Regions from separate parts of the Homo sapiens genome. Here region 1 is linked to region 2. Evidence: chromatin contacts called from ENCODE POLR2A ChIA-PET data. All regions are on one chromosome and are shown on one strand. The core of a region is the stretch at or near the end of the contact, and the rest is flanking DNA. Distances in the headings are between cores, read along the strand shown.

Evidence for each region. ChIA-PET counts read pairs that join two places held with the same protein, here RNA polymerase II (POLR2A).
Region 1: POLR2A ChIA-PET joins it to region 2 with 30 read pairs in HepG2. The contact joins the promoter of MAT1A here to the promoter of PRXL2A in region 2. POLR2A ChIA-PET finds 5 or more read pairs at or near these places in 2 of 52 experiments (HepG2 and WTC11).

Annotation. Positions count from the first base shown.
Region 1 is chr10:80,288,295-80,290,994 of GRCh38, reverse strand. MAT1A (methionine adenosyltransferase 1A) reads left to right here and starts at 1,337. Exons shown (of 9, transcript NM_000429.3): 1 at 1,337-1,662. The coding sequence starts at 1,572. RefSeq lists an enhancer at 1,208-1,502.
Region 2 is chr10:80,407,200-80,409,899 of GRCh38, reverse strand. It overlaps PRXL2A (peroxiredoxin like 2A), which reads right to left and starts at 1,349. Exons shown (of 6, transcript NM_032333.5): 1 at 1,257-1,349. RefSeq lists an enhancer at 402-995 and a silencer at 1,281-1,570.

The sequences.
Region 1 (2,700 bases), core at 88-2,587, 120 kb after region 2:
CTTCCCAGTGGCCTTTTCCTCTCTGAACTTTCAACAGTCTTGTGCCTAAGCACTTCAGTTCACTCCTTGTTAAATGCCGTTGATTGGCTATGCATATGTAACATCCCTTACTTTATTCCAGAAGAGGTCACCTTAATACTGCTTTAATTCCCTGAAGGGATGATGTTTGGTCATCAGTTAGCAAAACTCAAGCTTTGGAGCACCAGAATGTGTGCCAGAAAAAATTTTTCCAAATGCTTGATAATAAACTCAGAGGGGGGTTTGGTCACCAGAATTGTTAGGTGAGGCTATTGCTTCCTAACTTTTGCTTCCCACAGTCCAAGCTTTGATGCACAAGGTTATGGTTGATTACTTTTTATTGCATTCTAGTGGGAACTGGTTTCTCCACCCATCCTCATTTTCTGTGGTCTCAATTCCCCATTGTTCCTTGGGTCTGAGGATGCAGCTGGATCTGAGAGTGTGAGACGCTGTCATTTAGTACATGAACTAAAGATATAATCCTGTTTACTACTTTTTTTGGTCAAAGCAAAAAATAATGCAAGAGTTATGTGAACACGATGTTTATTACATGTATAGAACTGAATATGTAGATGTTTATAATCCGGAAGCTTTGGGAAACTGGACTTTGATAATTTCCCTGTAATGAATCCATTTCTCAAAAGCATTTTTTTCTAAAAAAAACACACACACACACACACACACACACACATTGTTCTCTGTAACCTCCCCAGATAGATACTTTTTAAAGATCTTGCTTGTTAAAATGCCTGCCAGCCTTTTAGAGAAGTTGACAGGTTAGGTGGTTTCTGTTAGCAGAAACACGTGGACTCAAAGCTTTTCCTCTAAAATGAATCTGTTGTGTAACATCACAGCTGGCTCAGAATACAGGTGCGTGCTCCTGCTCTCCCTGAGAAGATAGAATGGGAAGAGACCAATCCAGATGAGACGCAGGGGAGGAGGGGACACCCAACAGCAAAGGCACTGTTGCAATCTTAGCCTAAACCATATCTCTGAGAAAGAGTTTCTTGTTGCCTGCTTGTATCTCTGGGTGATCACAGACCCCTGCTCTCCAAGGTGGGTTGTGAACTCTGGAGCACTACCAAGATTGGCTAAGAGCTGAAGGAGAGTCCCAAAGGAGCTTCAATTCTGCAGAACTATACAGCCTTCTTTACCTTACCTTGACCAGGTGCTTAGAGTTTGGAAAGTCAGGGATAAGAATTGAAATTCCTCCAGGTAAGAAGACCCCCCTCTTAGGAAATGGACTCCTCCAATTTTCTCACATGATTTTTCAGGCACTTTCGCTTTTCCATATATAGGAGTCGCTCAGGAGCAAGCTGTGGCAAGCTGGAGGGAGGGACACATCCCGTGTTCCATCCACTCCCTCCCTTCTCAGCAGTCCTCGCCTGTTCTCACGTGCTCACAGGCAGTTAGGCAGAAGTGATCCCCGTGGCTCTGCCAAAGACAAGCCTGTTGGGTTGAAAGAAGAAGAAGAAGAAGAAAAAAAAACTCAGGCAAAGTCACAGCCTCAAAATTGTTCACTGAAAGAAGCGTGAGTGGAGAAGTGTGAGAAGATGAATGGACCGGTGGATGGCTTGTGTGACCACTCTCTAAGTGAAGGAGTCTTCATGTTCACATCGGAGTCTGTGGGAGAGGGACACCCGGGTAAGTAGGCTGTCTTGGACTGACTGGAAAACGATCATTCCAAGCCTATACTGAGGGAGTCACTTACAAATGGTTTTAATTTGACACATAATAATTGTGCATATTTATGGGGTACCGTGTGTTGTTTTGATCCATGAGTATAACATTTAATGATCAAATTAGGATAATGGGCATACCCATTGCCACAGACATTGACTACTTCTTTGTGGTGAAAACATTCAAAATTCCCTCTTCTAGCCCTTCAGTCACCCTACTGCGCAATGGAATGCCAGAGCTCATTCCTCCTATCTGACTGTAACTTCGTACCTGTAGGAGTCACTTTTACCAGAGCTCTTCAGAGCAATGTGTGTGAGTTACCAGAAGGGATCTCTAGAGAAACAGCATGGAGTAGTTTCATAAAACAGTCCCTCCTGATGAAGCCGTGCTGTGGCCCACCACCAGCACGCCAGCACAGTGGGTCCAAGACAGGGAGTAGCAGCTGGCTGGCTAAGAGTATGACACATGCAAAATATATGATCAGGTCTTAACTTTTTATATGTATTTTTTTTTTAGGAAAGCTTTAATCTATTATCCATGGCCAATTTAAGTCAACAGGGAATGTTCCTGAAACAAGACCATGGGTGACTAAATTTTGCATGTGAAGCATGTGCAACTTAGGCATGAAAGCCTGCACCCTGGTCACTGCTGGGGTAGACCTCTAGGTGCTGGGGACTCAGTAACGTTCTCTAAGAGCAGAATAGAAGACCTTCTAAACAGGAAGAAAATTTAGGCATTGATTTTGGTCCCTGAAAAGTAGGTAGACTGTGATGTGCGGAAGTGAGAGAAGCTTCCTTGATGACGGTGAGAACTAGGACCAGGACATTCAGAGCCTCAAGTGTAGGACAGTGGTTCTCAAACTTCAGGGAGCTTCAGAATCCCCCAGAGGGCTTGTCAAGACAACAGAGGGCTGGGCCCCACCCTCCAGAGTTTCTGATTCAGTAGGTCTTGGGAGAGGCTCGAGAATTTGCATTTTTGACAAGTTCCCAGGAGATGCTGATG
Region 2 (2,700 bases), core at 100-2,599:
GACAAGGAACTGTTTTGCATCAGTAAAATGGGAATGCTTCCTTAATTACCTTCTACAGAGTTGCAAGAATCAAAGGATTAAATGTATAGGAGGTGCCTTGTGAGGTACCTTACAAAAAGTGCAATAAATACGATGTATAATTCTTCATTTCTAGAGCAATGATTACCCTCAAAACGTTATTTGTACACAAAATGAAGAGTTTTCTGATGAATGAGTATGGTAACGAGTCGGGGTCTGCAGTGGAAATCCCAATCCTCATTCTCCAAAGCTGGGCCCGAGCAGGAGCATTCAAGACTATTCAAGCTGACTTTTTCACAATGCTTTTCAAAACAAATCTTGATTATTTTCTTTTTGAAAAACCACCTGCCAGGTTCAAAGGAAAATACATTAAAATAAAACAAACAAAAAAGCTGAGTTCTGGGTTGCTGGGCTGTGCAGACAGCATGATGTGGCAAGGAAAAGAGGCGCAGGAGCAGCTGGGAACCCCGGTCCGGCAGTGGACTCCCGGGTGTGCCTCCTTCCCACAGCCCTGGACCGGCTGGGCCTTGACTTCCCTTCCTTTGCCTCTAACCATCTCCACCTGCGCCTTCACCTCCCGCTCCAGCAACAACCCTGGGGGCAGATTGTTCATCTTTTCATTCCTAGACCTCAGCAGGGCTGTTAAGTTTACAACTGGGCTCTACCCAATTTAAAGTCAGGCGTTTGTGACTCTTGGGAAAGAGGGGGAACAGGTGCCTCCGAAACGCTGAACAACGCTAGAAACCGTGCCCTCTTAAAAGACACGACCCTAAGCGGGCACAGAGACGAGGACGAGGACTGCCAGGTCCGCACCTGGGGCTGGTCCAGCAGGGCGGCCCCCGGGCCCATGCTCCAGGGCAGGGCCCTCTCCTCTGTTCTTTGTCCCAACAATTCGCGAAGGTTGGCGCCACCGGCGTCACTCAAGGCTTGCGGGCGTGGACAGAGGGGGCCCTAGCCCGCCGCAGCAGCGCCGGGTCCCCGTCTCCGTTCTCCGACGTCTGGGCGCAGGGTTTTTCCATCGGCCGCCACGCAGGGTGGCGGAAGGGTCGTCGTCCTCGGAGGGAGCGCCAGCGCTGCGGCGGCTCCTAAGAAAGTTGGCGCGGGCCCGAGGGGCGCGCCTCACCAGCCCAGCACCCACCCTACCGGCCCTGCACTGCCTCAGTTTCCCCACCTACGCCGCGGCAGGCCCCGCCTACGGACATCACGTGCCTCGCGGAGCCCCGGCGCGCAGCACCTACCTCAAGTGCCTCCCTTCTGCCGGCCTTTTACCGCCCCGACGCCCGGGCGCTAAGGGGCCAAACCGCCCGGCCCGGAGGGTCCCAGGGGCGGGCCCCGCGCTTGCGCAGCCTCTAGCCTGTGCTGCATCGCGCGCTACCGCGCCACCGCCATGTGACCCGCCCCGCCCCCCGTGGGAGGAGCTCCGGGCCTGCCCCCGACTCGCCGACCTCCGGGCCGCGGTCTCCTAGCTCCGGTGGCGCTCGGGCGTGTGCCCCAGCGGTCCTTTTACGCACAGCGCTCGGTCGGTCCACTCCTCAAGTCCGCGAACCGAGGCCCCGACGCGTTCTTCAGGGCGCTGCCTAGGGCAAAAGAAGGCGCTGGACACCCCTAATGGAGCCTGGAAGCACCTGTCCTGCAGCCGAGGCTGGCCAACTTCCTTCCAATCTTCAGCCTGGTTTTGAATAGCTCTTTTGATAGGTTTTTTTTTTTTTTTTAACCTCCATGGGCAGGGGGAATCTAAAGGACCGACACATTCGATGAGCCCCTTCAAGCTGTATGTACAGATTCAGAATTTCCAACCTCAATCCTCCACCCACGTTCCCTTTCACTCCACAATGCCAGCTATGGGGCAGAGAACGGTGAGCCGCAGCCTTGCGGACTCCGGGCGACGCTGAGGCGGGTGTGTCACACACCGCTCATCCACTTACTCCTCCTGTTGGAAGTGCCCACTCTTTCATGAAAGTAGGAGGTTGTGTCCGGCGCGCTGGCTCACGCCTGTAATCTCAGGGCTTTGGGAGGATCGCTTGAGCCCAGGAGTTCAAGACCAGTCTGGGCACCATAGTAAGACTCCATCTCTACGTAAAAAACAAAAACTAGCCAGGCATAGTGGCGCGTGCCTGTATTTCCAGCTACTCTGGAGCTGAGGTGGGAGGATCGCTTGAACCCGGGAGGCGGAGGTTGCAGTGAGCCCAGATCGCGCCACTGCACTCCAGCCTGTCTTTAAAAAACAAAAAAAAGACCCTGTCTTAACAACAAAAAACAAAAAGTAGGAGGTTGGACTTTCAGAGACAGCAGAGCTGACTCACGATACATATTAGTGGTTGGCCGGGCTCGGTGTCTCATGCCTGTAATCCCAACACTTTGGGAAGCCAAGGCGGGCAGATCACTTGAGGGCAGGAGTTCGAGACCAGCCTGACCAACATGGCAAAACCTCGTCTCTACTAAAAATACAAAAATTAGCCGGGTGTGGTGGCGCGCACCCGTAGTCCCAGCTACTCAAGAGGCTGAGGCAGGAGAATAGCTTGAACCCCGGAGGTGGAGGTTGCAGTGAGCCGAGATGGTGCCACTACACTCCAGCCTGGGTGACAGAGTGAGATTCCGTCTCAAAAAAAAAAAAAAAAGACATATCGGTGACACAGTGCAAAGACCAGTCACAGGGCAGCATAAGGTGAAGTGGCAAAGCAG